Linked DNA regions of Homo sapiens: regions 1, 2, 4 and 5 are each linked to region 3. Evidence: chromatin contacts called from ENCODE Hi-C or POLR2A ChIA-PET data. All regions are on one chromosome and are shown on one strand. Each heading gives the region's core, a stretch centred on a gene start or an enhancer-like site at or near the end of the contact. The rest is flanking DNA. Distances are from core to core; before and after follow the strand shown. Region 1 holds the start of SLC30A7 (solute carrier family 30 member 7). Region 2 holds the start of CDC14A (cell division cycle 14A). Region 3 holds the start of PTBP2 (polypyrimidine tract binding protein 2). Region 4 holds the start of DR1 (down-regulator of transcription 1). Region 5 holds the start of RPL5 (ribosomal protein L5).

What was found. A loop is a pair of places that touch in the nucleus more often than their neighbours do. ChIA-PET counts read pairs that join two places held with the same protein, here RNA polymerase II (POLR2A). Pooled maps may share reads with other maps.
Region 1: a loop to region 3 is called in a map of B cell, with 10 times the contacts of the local background. The contact joins the promoter of SLC30A7 here to the promoter of PTBP2 in region 3. A Hi-C loop is called at or near these places in 2 of 168 maps with a recorded cell type or tissue (B cell and naive thymus-derived CD4-positive, alpha-beta T cell) and 10 of 50 pooled maps.
Region 2: a loop to region 3 is called in a map of B cell, with 22 times the contacts of the local background. The contact joins the promoter of CDC14A here to the promoter of PTBP2 in region 3. A Hi-C loop is called at or near these places in 2 of 168 maps with a recorded cell type or tissue (B cell and CD8-positive, alpha-beta T cell) and 7 of 50 pooled maps. POLR2A ChIA-PET finds 5 or more read pairs at or near these places in 1 of 52 experiments (OCI-LY7).
Region 4: a loop to region 3 is called in a map of CD8-positive, alpha-beta T cell, with 7 times the contacts of the local background. The contact joins the promoter of DR1 here to the promoter of PTBP2 in region 3. A Hi-C loop is called at or near these places in 2 of 168 maps with a recorded cell type or tissue (both CD8-positive, alpha-beta T cell) and 12 of 50 pooled maps. POLR2A ChIA-PET finds 5 or more read pairs at or near these places in 1 of 52 experiments (activated CD4-positive, alpha-beta T cell).
Region 5: a map of CD8-positive, alpha-beta T cell shows a loop between it and region 3 (20-fold over the local background). The contact joins the promoter of RPL5 here to the promoter of PTBP2 in region 3. A Hi-C loop is called at or near these places in 2 of 168 maps with a recorded cell type or tissue (CD8-positive, alpha-beta T cell and naive thymus-derived CD4-positive, alpha-beta T cell) and 8 of 50 pooled maps.

The regions. Positions count from the first base shown.
Region 1 is chr1:100,894,552-100,897,486 of GRCh38, reverse strand. SLC30A7 (solute carrier family 30 member 7) reads right to left here and starts at 1,397. Exons shown (of 11, transcript NM_133496.5): 1 at 1,145-1,397; 2 at 816-917. The coding sequence starts at 1,224. EXTL2 (exostosin like glycosyltransferase 2) reads left to right here and starts at 2,645. Exons shown (of 5, transcript NM_001033025.3): 1 at 2,645-2,854. RefSeq lists enhancers at 893-1,052, 1,103-1,352, 1,903-1,972, 1,867-2,589, 2,590-2,935.
Region 2 is chr1:100,351,102-100,353,801 of GRCh38, reverse strand. CDC14A (cell division cycle 14A) reads right to left here and starts at 1,296. Exons shown (of 16, transcript NM_003672.4): 1 at 799-1,296; 2 at 1-40. The coding sequence starts at 847. RefSeq lists enhancers at 170-419, 460-769, 2,020-2,069, 2,110-2,539 and silencers at 1,350-1,399, 1,430-1,519.
Region 3 is chr1:96,720,430-96,723,197 of GRCh38, reverse strand. PTBP2 (polypyrimidine tract binding protein 2) reads right to left here and starts at 1,414. Exons shown (of 14, transcript NM_021190.4): 1 at 1,326-1,414. The coding sequence starts at 1,333. RefSeq lists silencers at 939-1,218, 1,449-1,648.
Region 4 is chr1:93,344,619-93,347,538 of GRCh38, reverse strand. It overlaps DR1 (down-regulator of transcription 1), which reads right to left and starts at 1,632. Exons shown (of 3, transcript NM_001938.3): 1 at 674-1,632. The coding sequence starts at 893. CCDC18-AS1 (CCDC18 antisense RNA 1) reads left to right here and starts at 1,728. Exons shown (of 9, transcript NR_034089.1): 1 at 1,728-1,815. RefSeq lists enhancers at 793-1,002, 1,063-1,132, 1,502-2,037.
Region 5 is chr1:92,830,500-92,833,289 of GRCh38, reverse strand. It overlaps RPL5 (ribosomal protein L5), which reads right to left and starts at 1,250. Exons shown (of 8, transcript NM_000969.5): 1 at 1,173-1,250. The coding sequence starts at 1,175. It also overlaps a transcript of DIPK1A not described here. RefSeq lists enhancers at 172-809, 962-1,281, 810-1,448, 1,452-1,501.

The DNA.
Region 1 (2,935 bases), core at 148-2,647, 4.2 Mb before region 3:
TGAGTATTGGCTTTCATCAGATTTTTGAAGGAGTATGGGATCTAAAGACAGAATTAGTACACCTAGGAGTGTGACAGTCTTGTTAGCAGAACAACTTCATAAGACCTTAAGTTACTCAACAGCAAATACCTGAATAATAGTAACTTCACTGCCACAGAGTTACACACTAGATTTTCCTCCTCCTAAGGATGTTTCAAAAAAAACAAAAACCCTCAAAGGTGCCACCAAAACCCAAGAAATGTTGTTTCTAGAAACTATATGGGATTTTTACATCGCAGTTAAGACTACAGGAAAATCATGAGACAGTTTCGGCATTAAAGAGAGAAGAGAATGACACATATTCCTCCCGATATCACTTTATAAAACCTCCCATTCCAAGCCCCAATAACAAACTAAGTAGAACATCTCAGATATACTCTCTCAGAATCTTAAGGGTGAAATCCAAATGCCACTCCCCCCCGAGAGAGGCAGCAAACAAGTTTCTCCCAATTCCAACAAAGTGGGTAAACCTAAGGCCTACAATTAGAAATGAAAGATTCTGCCCATCTGCTAAAATAAGGAGGGGCTTGTCAGTCTTGTCTGATGGAACTGGAGGGGAGCGTGACAAGAGAGGTTGCACAGGATAGGCCCAGATCTTACTCAAGAACTGTAGCCCTACCAGATTGGTGTGGGTATGAGAAAGCAACTCAGCAGCAGAGGTAGGTAACAAAGGTAGGACCTGAACCTCCTAGTGAGGAGCTACGTGGCATTAAGCAAACAGTGCTTCGTCTCCCTCACACCCAGCTTCCGCCCAAACCATTTTCCCCTTTGGTTACCAGTTGCTCCAGATGCCGTAGAGTAGTTCCACAAAAGCGAAAGAGAGGTTCAGGCACAGGAAGAAAAACAGGTTCCGGGAAGTCTTGTCGGACAGTATAGACCTGGGAATGATACACGTGGAAAAGAGCCGGGAGAGTTAAGGAGGTGCCGGGACCCCGAGGCTGGGTACCCTCTTCAAGACCCTCCCAGTTCACATGCTCCTTTCTTCACAGCTAGGGGTTGACGGGGAGTTTTTGACTCTCCCTCACTGGACCTCGGGCCATCCTGAGGTCTGGGCCTTCTCCCTTTCTGCCGGACACCCCCTCCCCGCAAACACAGCACCCCGCACCTAAACCAGCCCGAGATCTTGCCGAACAAATTGAACTTGGGTGGTTTGTATTCATCGTCTTTGATGGACAGGGGCAACATCTTCTCTGCCCGGCGAAGGGCCGGGTCTACTCCCCTCTAGAAGTGGCTCCGTGGGGTGATGGCAGTGACAGTAGTGACGCCTCAAACGGGAATCCCCAGCGCTTGTCCGGGGCCGCGCGCCGCTGCGAGACACAGACAGACACAGACACACACCCGGGAATTCGCTTACTTCCGGCCCGGGCCGCGCAACGCGTCCTGGGACAGGAAAGGAGGGAGGCCGGTCGCGGGCGGGGCCTGCGCGGCGGAGGGCGTGGCTTGCGGCGGGGGCGGGATGAGAAAGGTGCTGGAGCTGTTGGAGGGACGCCAGGAGGTGGCAACTACCAGGGGGTGTGAGGGGCTGACCTGGGATGGAATCCTGCCACCCGGACTCAGGAAGAAAATCCTGAGGTGGCGACCTGCAGACTGGGCTGGGAGATGGAGAGCCCGCTCACGCCCACCCGACCGCCTACCACCAGTGTTCCCGGATGCATGGGCTCCAGCGCCTGCCCTTTCGCCATTTCCTCCCAACTGGCATTAAATCCTGGTGTGGTAGATATCAGTGATTAAGAGTCTAGGCAGCCACGTGTTCTATTGCCGCCAGTCCGCAGGAAACGCAAGTGATCGTTTTGCTGCGTTAACTCTATGGGCGCCCAAATCTTAGGAATCCATTCCACGCCACCCCGAAAACAGCGCTTGACCCTTCTGGACTGCCACGCAGGAGGCGATCAATGTTTTTCTTTCTTTATTTTTTTAAGAGACAAGGTCTCGCCCTGTCACCTAGGCTGGAGCACAATGAGGCTCACTACAGCCTGGAACTCCCGGACGCAAGTGATCCTCCTCAGCCTCCGGAGTAGCTGAGACCTCAGGCGTGCGCCACCATGCCTGGCATCAATCAATGTCTTTCAAAATAAAGGCTGTTAAACGTAGTATAGGAAAGAAGCTTTTTAATGGTAGGTTCTACCAGACGTGTTTGTTTGATTTTTAGGTTTGGTTAATGCATTGTTTCCCGTACAATCTCAACCCGCGGAAACCCCGAAACTCTAGAATTCGTGCCGGTCTCTTTCGCTTCCAGGTCATCCCCGGGGCAACGGCCGCCGCTCTAATTCTTGTCAGAACCTCCAGGCCAGTTTCAGCAACGTGCAGGCAGAAGCTGGCCCCTCGGTGGGATGCGAGGGCGTGTGGAGCGCGGGGAGGAGAGCCCCACAGGCCTTTCCTGGGCACCCGCGGTGGATGGGAAGGCTCCTTCGGGCGCCTTTCAGGGAAGTTGTTTGGCTGAGGGAAGGTGGTCCGTCACGTGAATGTTTAAAAGTTGTTACCTTGGAGAAGAAATGGAGGAAAGGATTGGCTTTCGGAGGTGGGCTGGAAACTACAAAACCGAGCTTCCTGGGAATGCCTTTTAGGCCGACAGGAAGTGGAGCGTCACCGAAAGGGAGGGGCGGCCACTCGGGGACTGTCCCTTGCTCCAGGCGCTCACTTTGCGGGCGGCACTTTTTCCAGGTTGTTAATCCAGCTAATGGAGAAGGATAGATGCACGCTACTTGGTTTAGAAAAAAAAACAAAAATGAGCAAACGAGACGCCCCTTCCGTTTTATGATAACTAAGCTGCAGGGAAATAAATCGGCTGGCCCTACTGCAATCTACTGCACTCGAGGTAAGGAGACACAGCAAAATGCTCCAGTATTAGTATTTTTCTTTTTGTAGTGAGGATATATGCATGTTTTGCTCTCGTTCT
Region 2 (2,700 bases), core at 47-2,546, 3.6 Mb before region 3:
CTTTTTGGTCTATTCCTTAAAGTAGCAAAATATAACCGATCTGAAAGACAAGTTTAAAAGACAGAAAAAACATATGAGAAGTAGAGAAGTGGAAGTGAAGGTGGGTGGTAACATACGAAGGATCACAATTTAAAGACCCCATTAACACGTGGAATTCTTGCAGAAACCTCATCCCTCCCAGAAAGCTAGAGACTCAAGAGCACAACAGTTAGGCAAGAGGAGGACCTGACCGAGGAACTCAGCGGGGCTCAGAGCACCCACATTTCCCTTGTTTCAGGCCAGCAGAGTAGGCAGGAGCTGGGGGTACCCGCAGAACTGGAGGTGCAAGTTTGGTTCCCAAATCTCCAGACCTCAGCAGCTGCGAGAAGGGGAAGAAAGAGGTGAGCCTCCCGACGCAGCTTCGGAGATTTGAAAAAGAGGAAGGGAGAGAGACTTGGGGGGTGTGGTTGGGGGTGTCCCGAAAACCGAAGCCTGCGATGGTGGAGTAAAGGTGACCGGTGAGCATCCGGAGCAGGCTCCCCATGAGCTGCTGAGTGCCGGAGTACGGGCAGAAGCCGGTGCTGTCCCATTACGAGGCCGAGAGGCCATCCGAGGGAGCTGCAGAGGGAGCAAGGGACACAAGAAAGAGAAGCCGGAAGCAGGGGGTCCTCGGAGAAAGGAGAGTCCCTAGAGGGGACGAGAGCGCGCGCAGCGGCTGCAGGACACTGGCAGCCTCAGGAGAAGGTGGGGACAGTGGCGCGGGAAGTGAAGAGTTGGGGGCAAGAAAGCGTTGGAAGATGCGGGGCGGCTGCTCCTCACCTTTCATGAACTCACAAGCCCCGATTAGTTCCCCTGACTCCGCTGCCATCTTAAGCGAGATACGCACGGGGGAGGGCTGGGTCGTGGCCAGCTGAAGTCACTCGCCCCCGGGGGCTTCCCCACTGCCCAGGAGCCAGGAAGCTCACAGTCCCGAACAACAAGCCTGGCCGAGGGAGGCAGCAGGCGCCGAAGGCGGAGGCGGCTTCGGGGTCAGCGCGCCGGGCGCCCCGGGGACATTCCGAGGGGAACCCGAGCTCGCTCCGCGCGGGGCGCTCACGCCCCTGGCTGTGGCCGCTCCTATTTGGACTCGGCTGCTGCAGCTGCTGCTCCGCCGCCGCCGCGCCTGGGAAACGCAGACCAGCTCTCAGGGCAGGGCAAAGTCTTCCCCCGGCTTCCAAAGTGATCATGGAGGAGGAGACTTCTGGTCCCGATCGCGCCCGTGGCTACTCGAGCGGCAGCCGGGAGGACTTCAGTGCCCGCGGGCTGGCAGCAGCTGCTCCGGATCCTCCTTCGCCACCTCCTTTCAGCAGTTACTCTTCCTCCTCCTCCTCCCCCTGGGTCCGCCCCCAGACCTTCCTCCCCGCCCTCCCTCAGCCCCCTCCACTTTCACGACTCCGCGGCCATCCCTTAAAGGGACAGCCCCGCTCCTTTCTCCGCAGCAGCCCCAGTTACCAGGCGCCCCGCGGGTCACTAGGAGCCGGTTGCTAAGGCTTTGTTGCCGTCCACCAATTGCTGTTCAGGAAACGGGGCCCTCGGCCCAGGGGAGCGGGCGGGGCCTGTAGGCCAGAAACTTATGAATGAAACGGCGGGGTTGAGAGTGGACATCGCCAAAGGCGCTGTCGCGGCCTCGGAGGCTAGGATGTGCTGGCGCCCCCTTTCTTTTCTGCACCCTCTAAGTCTTGTCCCACTCCAGATTTCTTTTCTCTCTCTCTCTCATTCTCTTTCTTTCTCGCCCACTCACCCATGCTCTTCTAAACTCTTGTAGGGCGCGCGCGCGCGCACACACACACACACACACACACACACACACTCGTAAAAACCTCAGATCTCCGTGCCCTGCCTCGCCTCTAGCTAACATTTCAGCCACCCCCCACGCCCAACACTGAGGGGGTCTGCATCTTTATAAAAAATACAATTGAAAAAGAAGCACCAGCTCCTAGCTCACAGTACATGTATTGGTTTCCTCTACACATACCAGACTCTGATATAACTTGTACTTTGTTCTCACGGGACAAAAAGTTTCCCATCTGGTTCTCCACGCCCTCTCATCTGGGCCGCCAATGTGAGCGCAAAAGCATCACAGATGCCTAATCTTTACAGTGCTCCGGTCCCGGAGGGGCGGGGCGAGACCGCTGAGCCAGCCTGGGCGGGCGCGGAGGGAACAGGAGAGAGAGGAGAGTCCACTGGTCCAAGGAGGAAGGTTAACACAAAGGAATTTCTTTACATAGTCTCAGCTGAAGCGCTCCAGGCAGGAGTCCCGCTAAAAGAGGCCATTGACTTGTCTCTGCGAGGCTCTACGTACTGTTTGAACAACTTGAACGCTGGGCGTCCTAAGGCTGTACCTAATCAGAGTGCAGTCCCTTCCATACGAAAATGGCGCTACAGACCGACTATCCGAAGAGCATGCGCTCTGAGAGGTCTCTCCAGAAACAGCAAGAAACTTGTGGCGGCGTTTTCCTTCGCAGTCGCTTGTTGACCTCTAGGGAGAAAGGGGGCGCACCCGTGCAGAGCTGACTGAGGGAACCAGCCCTTCGAGGGCCAATTGCAGGTTTTGTTTGTGGTTTTTTTTTTTTTAATGTGTGTTTTGTTTTAGACAGGGTCTCGCTCTGTCACCCAGGCCGGAGTGCGGTGGCTCAATCTCTGCTCACTGCAATCTCCACCTCCCGAGTACAAGCGATTCTC
Region 3 (2,768 bases), core at 165-2,664:
AGTGCAAGTTTTGACATCAATTTCCGTGTTGATCTGGGGGGAATACTGAACTTCTCTGGATTTGTTTCATCTGGAAAATAATCTTTAGGTAACATCTAGGATGATTTGAATTCTGTGAGACTGTGTTAACTTTTATAAAATCTTGTTTTTAGTACCTTTTAAAACACACCAAACTCTAGGCGCTTAACCAAATTGTTGATTCTTCAAATACTCACTGATTTTAATAAATGTACTTGTTAAATGATACTATGTTTACACTCCCAAAAGAGCTGCATACTGCTGTATTTTTGACCTTAAGCGTGCCCCCTTTCTAACATTGAGTTAAATTACTGAGTCTTTTCAGGTGTGAAGCATATGAGCGAGACATCGGTCCCTACCATTTCACAGTCTTGCCTCTCACCTCACTCAGCATTCCGTCTTGACTCAGGTTCGCAAAGATGCAGCATGGTTCTGGGTTTTTATAGTCGTTTTTCCAGAAACTGACCAAAGTAGCTAAAGAGATAGCCCTTTGTTGACTATCTGCTCTTGTTTCTGCCATTGCTGTTGGCCTTTGCCCATGTGACTGATGTCGGCTTCAAACACTTCGTTTTTTAGATGATTTAATTTCTGGGCCCTTTTGCCAAGCCTTGAATGTTTTCAGTCCCCACAAAAAGGCATTTTTTCCTCCCTCCCGCCCCCACTACCAGACTCAAATGAAAACAAAGGAGTATGACATCTGCCCTCCCCCTTCCTCCCGCCGCCGCACGCCCTCCCCCCTTCCCCAGCGGCTCCCACTAGGCTTTCCCCGGAGCTCCCGCCACCGGCATCTCTCCCGACCACGGAGGGCCGGGCGAGGCCGGAGAGGTTGCTCATGGCTGGGGTCCACATGGGGTGCCTCTCTCCTCTTCCCCTAGAGGCTCCCCCAATCCAAAGGCCTGTCTCTGCCCATCCCACTCGCTCTCACAGGCACCGCTAACCCAAGGGTCGGGTCCCAAGGTACGGATCGAAATGGCTCCTAGAGGGGGCAGGGACAGACCGGGGAGACGTTATGGGGTTCCCACCCCATCCCCCGCCGCCAAGCCGGTGCCCGCTCCCACTCCGGGATCCTCACCCCCGCCATCGCCCCTATGCCTCCCCAGCCTCCAAGCCCGCTTTCTTCTCATTTTCTCGACCAAAGCCCGCCGGGGGAAGCAAAGGGAGGGGTGTGTGCGATGGGGCGGGGGTTGGGTAACGGCAGCCCAGCCCTGGGAGGGGCCGCGGGAGGGTTTCTCCCCGGCCCGGGACCGGGCCGAAGGACGGTCCAACTCCTCTCTCACACACACCTTCTCGCCGGCCCGATTACATACCCGTCCATTGCCGAACCGGACAAAGCTTCGCTCACAAGAACCGAGCCACGCAGCCAGCGAGCCACACAAGCGGCGAGAAAATGGCGGCTGGGGCCCGACGGAAATTGCCGAAGGTGCCGAGGCGCACGGGCCACCGCGCGGCAGCGGCGGCGGCGGAAAGAGCCGAGCGCGCCGGCGCCCGGCAGCGGGAGGCGAGCGGCAGGGCGCTGGGACTAGGGGGAGTGGGCGCCGCAGCCGACGCCTCCTCCGCGCCTTCGCGCGCCTTTCTCCCTCCGCCCTCCGCCTGCCGTCCTCTGGAACCTGGCGTTCTGCTGCAGACCGCGGCGACCTGGTTTCCCCTCCTTGTGGGGGCGTGGGTGGGACACCTCCCAACAGCTCTCCACACTCTCTCTGCCCTGACTGCAGGACGCCCCCAGGCAGCCTCCACTTTTCACTCCAAGCCAAGTACCAGCTTGGCTACCGTCAACCTATGCGGGCCAAGGAAAAAACATTGGATAGCTTTTCTCCTAAGCCATCTTTTATTTGCAGACCGGCTCCAGCCTCTAAAACAAAAATCTTTACCCCACTGAACGAGACCACTTGGTAACAACAGTACTTTCTCAAGCAAGTAGAACTCCTCAGACTGAAATACAGGCTTTTGCTTCAAGACCTGTAGTACCAAGCCAAGTGGAGGAAAATGTGATTCTCACTTCAGTTGGTGATTAGTGTGCGCCTGTAGAAAATATTCACAATACGCTAGGTGGAAATAGACACAAATGGAGCCATGTGTTAAAATGCTACAATAGTTGGAGTTTAACATTTGGAGGCATGAAAGGGAAAGTGGAGATGGGAGTGGGAACAACTGAGTCTTCAGATTGGTTAGAGAAAGTAGAAGCATTAAAATGGGCTATGCAAATTGACTCCCTTTGCTATATCTTACGGTCTCAATTTTTACTTGATACTATAGTGGACATTTTACTTCAACGTGTTTTTATCAGAGGCTCAACAAAATTGGGAAAGGCACCCGCTTGAAAATTTGCTCAGTGAGTAGCGACTTTGCCAGTACCCATCCTTCTCCTGCACCCTTCACCTCCACCCCCAACACACACAAGGACAAATGCACTTCTAATTCTGAAAAATGACAAATACTCCCTGTGTCCCTCCAGTTACTCTCAATACTCACTCTGGGTTTTTCTGTGTCTCCTTCAGGCAAAGCTCTTATCCTTTGCTAATTGGAATTTCATATACTAAATGATATTGTGTATAATTTTTAGAATTTTTTTTTTTGAGACCCAGTCTCGCTCTTGTTGCCCAGGCTGAAGTGCAATGGCGCAATCTCGGCTCACTGCAACCTCGGCCTCCCTGGTTCAAGCGATTCTCCTGCCTCAGCCTCCCGAGTAGCTGGGATTACAGGCACGCGCCACCACGCCCAGCTAACTTTGTATTTTTAGTAGAGACAGGGTT
Region 4 (2,920 bases), core at 383-2,882, 3.4 Mb after region 3:
AGAACAAAGCAAACGACATAAAAGCAAACGAAAAGAAAAAAACGAAAATTTAAAGTTCACCCTATTCTTACAGAATGGAACAGGAGTTATTTGGTAACTCATTCATGAACGTACCATCAAACCATTTTTAGAGCAGAAAACATACACCTTTTATTTAACAACGATAAACTTGACAACGTTGAACACATTGTATGTTAAGAATTTTTTAACTCATGTGTTCAGAAAATAAATCTTTTCCTCTACATTGGTGAAAGGTCAGGTGGGGAAGGGGGTGCTCTGTCTCCACCCACGTTGAAGTTCCTCCGTCTGAATTTTAACTTTCCAAAGGAGAATTTCTGCGTTCCTTAATTATTATCTAAGTTCAACTTCAGGCAAGTAATTCTTGTTGCTTCGGCTTACCTGGCTGTAAAGTGAGATCACTCTTATTCTTTACGTTTTGGGGACGCTGACCTAAATGTTTGCACTCCTTACATGTATTCGCTGGATGAAAAGTACTGCAAAAATGCTACAAAGGGATTGTTTTTAAAGCACCGGCTGCCTACATGCCAGTCTGGCTTTTTCATTAAGTTACTTACCAGGGAAGAGGAATGGAGGCTTTGACACGAAAGGGTCACGCGATTAGCAGACTGCTACCCTAGAACCTCATTCAAACCAGCTCTCACACACGACTTACCTTGTATGACATGCTCTGGTGAGATGGTCTTCTTTTCCGATTTGTTACAAATCTCATTGGCTTCAGAAGATATAAGGTGAATGAATTCAGTGCAGCAGTTCACCACCAGCTCTCGAGCATCGTTGGCCACCCGGACATTAGGAAGAGTCTCTTTGATCATTTTATTGATAGCAGCTCTGGGGATAGTGAGATCATCATCGTTGCCAGACGAGGAAGCCATAGTACCTTCCTGTTTCTCGCGCCCCGGCTTTTAAAAACTCCCCAGCTCTGGTCCACTACTCCACCGAGATTTCTCAAAAAGTCGCCCTCGGAGAGTGATCCCGGGGGGTGCTTTGCGAAGAGGGTGCAGAAAATGAACGGAGGAGCAGCTGGCTTGAGGGCTGGGAACACTCGCGTGTGTGAGAGATTTAGGATGAGTTTGGGAAGAAAGTGGGGGCCCGAGGATTCTAGAGAGAGCACAGCCCAGGCTGAGGAGGGGAAAGCGCGGTGGTCCGGAAATTTGAGCGGCTGGGGAACCACCTTCGTGTCTCCTCAGAGGGGCGGGCGCTGTCGCCTAACTGGTCCCCAACGGCGTCGGAGCAGAGGCAAGATCCAGGGGCACTGGCCTCGCCGCGGTACCGGGCGGGTACCCAGCGGGCTCGGCTCTATAGAGCCCGAGGCCCCGCTGCCGCTGCCGCCGCCGCCAGCAGCCGTTGCCGCCGCCTCGGCCAAACCATCCTTCAGACACCCGCGCCGCCGCCTCACAACATGTCCGCCGCTGCCGCTGCCGCTGCCGCTGCTGGAACGGCGACGGCCGCCTGGGAACTAATATGGACAGAGCCAGGCACAGTGGGAGTCGCAGTGGCTGCCGCCGTGGCCGCGTAGCCCGAACGCAGATCGTGGAAGCCGAAGACGCGGCAACGGTGGTCCCTCCAGATGCCAGGGAAGGTTTGCAGGAAGCCGCTCCCGACACCCTTTGCGCCACCGGAAGCCTCGTTCCCTCAGATTTCCCCCTCCCTCCCGGACCGACTTCCGGGTGTGGCTGCCGCCCTTCCCCCACCCACGCCGGCGGGAGCCGCCCGTTCGCGCTGCCAGCAGCTTCCGCCTGCTACGGTCCTGGCAAGCACCTCGGGATCCCATTCCTTCACAGGGACCCTAGCCAGGCAAGCGCGCGCCTCACTGTACCGGAGAGCTCCAAGCACGCGCTTGGTCTGGGGCCCGGACGCTACATCTGGGAAGGGGTGGGTGGCTGGGTAGATAGGCGAGGAAGGATCGTCTCTACCCTCTCTCAAGTAGCTGAGGCCTCCGAAACCTTCCCTAGCTGGATTTGGGGACAGAGGAGCGCTGGTATTGATAAAATAACTCTCTTTGCTATTCCTTTAGGAGCCCAAATGAGGATTGAAAGTGAGAAGAATGGGACCTGGGCTTGGGGGTGGGAGGTGGGGAAAGCAGAACCCCGTGTGCCTGTTTCTGCGTCGTCTGGAGAAAAAGCTTTTCAAGATGTCTGATAGACCTTATTCGGTTCAAAGCTCTCTAAAGTCCTTCACCTTTTTTTTTTTAAACTTCATGAAAAATGAAACATTTCAGAGAAGTTACTTGCCTAGAGGCAACTAAGTCGCCTAATGGCTAAGTAGGAAAGCAGAAGTCAGTTCCAACATAGTGGAAATGGAGTGGAAATGCATGGCATACAATGAGCTATATTAGAAGGTTCCCATTTAGACAGTTTTCATGTTGTATTCCATGTTGGCTTCTACAGGGGAAAAAAGTGTTAGAGCATCTTAAGCAACTGTTTTTACTTCTTTCCATAGTGACTAGTAATATCAACAGGTGTCAAGGTCTAAACAGAAATTGCATTTAAAAAAAAAAAAAGTGTGTCAGCCAGGCGTTGTGGCTCATCATACCTGTAAACCCAACACTTTGGGAGGCTGAGGCAGGGGGATCACATGAGCCCAGGAGTTCAAGACCCGCCTGGGCAACATAGTGAGACCCGTCCCTACAAAAAAAAAAAATATATATATATATATATATAATATATATTTATATATATAAATATATATTCCAACATCCCACTGTTTATAGTATAGCCTCTTCTATATGACAATATGAAACACGGGTTTTTTTTTCACCAGGCTTGGTGGCAGGCACCCGTAGTCCCGGCTACTCTGGAGGGCGAGGTGGGAGGATCGATTGAGCCAGGGGGTCAAGGCTGCAGTGAGTTGCGGTTGTGCCACTGCACTTCCAGCCTGGGTGACAGAACAAGATTCTTTG
Region 5 (2,790 bases), core at 1-2,500, 3.9 Mb after region 3:
GTAAACAGACAACTGTCACTTGTAGAATCCCAGGTTTCACAAGCAACTAGGGTCAAGAATCTTTTTCCTCTACCTTCCATGTCACAGACTAGTAGTTTCATAAAACAATAAAAATGAATCCTTAGAGAAATATGGAATAAAAGAAACATACAAAATGCAGGCCCCAATTTATTACATTTAACAGGTATAAAATTATTGTTATATTGCTTTCAAAAGGTTTTAAACGCTTTCAATTTCCATATTTGTTTCTTCAAGGACCAGCACCGGTAATTGTGCCAAACTTTTGCGAAGCACTGCTCCAGACAGCAATCAGTGATGCCAAACGTCGGTTTGTTCGGAACACGCTATGTCCCACTTCGAAAACCTAGCCTCAAATAACAACTACGTACCTCTCTCGCTTCCCATGTTATGTTTTTCAAAAGCCTAAATTACCTGCCACAAAGCTTAACTGGGCAAGAGCACATTCAGCAGTAATTCCCCCACTAAAACAGCACTGTTCCCCATCAGCTAAAGCAACATTTCATCCCACCCTTGGGGCCCTACCCCAATAATTAAAAACTCATCCGGCGACGGACTCTAGAGGAAGAGGCAGGAGGCACGTATTCCATGTTAAAGGAGCTTCCGGGGCCCAGGGACCCCTCGGCCTCCAAGCTCCACTGACAATTTTGGCTTAAAAGCCACTTGCTCAGCCCACGGGCACAAGCTTCCTAAATCTAAGACTTGCCGGCTCCGACATTCTCCTGGAAAACCCACGAAGTACTCGGTACTCGGAGGTCGAGTGGGACCCGAGGACCTGCAGCCCCCCTCCATTCTGGCGTTCCCCAGCTAGGCTGAGGTCGACTGCTTGCGACCTCTCACGCCCGGCCGCTTGCCAGCGCCCCCTCACACTAGACGGCAGTATCCGCACTCAGGCTGTCTACTAAACTCACCCTTCTCCCCAATCCGCCGTCCAAGCTCACGCAACCCTTCTTCGCCAACCCCTCCCCCCAAGTTCGCGCACCGGGCGGCAGCCATTTAAGGCCACGCTGGGAACTGCACCTCGACCAAGTCAGAGCTAGCAATCTAACGCCATCCGGCCCCTGCGACGCGCGAGACGGGCCCTAGGCTGGCATACGGGCAAGAAAAGGGAACCTCCATGCATCTAAAGCCCCGAGACCGAGGCATCCACTCACCATCCTGCGGAACAGAGACCGGCGTCCGCTGCTCGACAGAGACCTGCAGGCCCAGCGGCGCTAGGGGGTGGGAAAAGGGCCACAGCCCTTGCGCAGGCGCAGTATGTAGCGCGGACGGTCACGCCAGTGACGTGTGAAAGAGAGAGGGCGTCGGCCACAAGGCGTTTTACGTTCCGCCCCCTGCTGGAAGGAGGGTGAATGCCTGCCCAAGCTCTCCAGGTTCCAATGCTCGGGGTATCTCACAGGATCCGTGCGGTGAGGAGGAGCAGGGAGGATTACTGGAGCCTTTCGCTTTCTTTGCTACAGCGTTTTGTTTTGTTTTGTTTTGTTTTGTTTTGTTTTGTTTTGTTTTGTTTTGTTCATAACGCATTTTGCTTTTCTAAGCAGGAAAAAAAAAAAAAATTAAATAGGACAAGTTTGCTTGGGAGCCCTCTTGCCTTCTCTGGGCTACTCATTCTGGTCCAAGAGCATATGGACCCACCCTCCCATCTCACCCCCAGGAAGCCTTCCCTGAGAGCCCCAAGCCTGGGATAGGGGCCACTCCTCTGCCTTCCTACAGCAGCTTTCTACTGGCTTCAGCCCACCACAGACTGTCAACTTTTCGAGGTGGGCCCTGATGTCCACCTCTGACTCTCCAGCACCTAGCAGGGTATCAGCTGCTCACCGTTAGAGCTGGGAGAAGGGACGGCCAACCAGGATGACAGGGTTAAGTGACTCCAAAACACTGCCACTAGAATAAATCAGGATTAGGATGCCAATTACTTCTGATTCCAACTTGTAATTCCTTATATAATAGGAAAAATAAACAGAGTTCGCTATGGCCGATGTCAACAGAGCTCTAGAGGAGAAAACTTAAAACACTTTTCACAGGAAGTGTGATTCTACTTTTGTGGAGCCACCTTTGAAAGGGTAAAGAAAGAGGTATTCAATTCGTATTTATAGAAAATATTTAAAAACCTTCATTTTGGTGGATTATCAAGTTATTAGCCTACCAAAGGTGCTCCATGTCTTGGTCAGGCCCTGCTTACACTGGAGGCAAAAGCATCAGGAAGGAAAGTCTGCCTGGAAACAGGCCGACTCCTAACTTCTGCATGTTTTAGGGCAAGGGTTCATAGGAAGACCCACATACTATTCATCTGAATATTTAGAAGTTGTGGGCCGGGCACGGTAGCTCAGGCCAGGTGCGGTGGGTCACGCCTGTAATCCCAGCGCTTTGGGAGGCCGAGGCAGGCGGATCGCGAGGTCAAGAGATCGAGACCATCCTGGACAACATGGTGAAACCCCATCTCTGCTAAAAATACAAAAACCAGCCGGGCATGGTGGCACGCACCTGTAGTCCCAGCTACTCGGGAGACTGAGACAGGAGAATCGCTTGAACCCAGGAGGCAGAGGTTGCAGTGAGCCGAGATCACACCACTGCACTCCAGCCTGGCGACAGTGAGACTCCGTCTCAAAAAAAAAAAAAAAGAAAGAAGTCATGAAGCAGGCTGGATGTGCTGGCTCAGGCCTGTAATCCCAGCATTTTGGGAGGCCAAGGCAGGAGGATCACTTAAACCCAGGAGTTCGGGACCAGCCTGGGAGACTTGGTGAGCCCCTGTCTCTATAAAAAATAAAATCC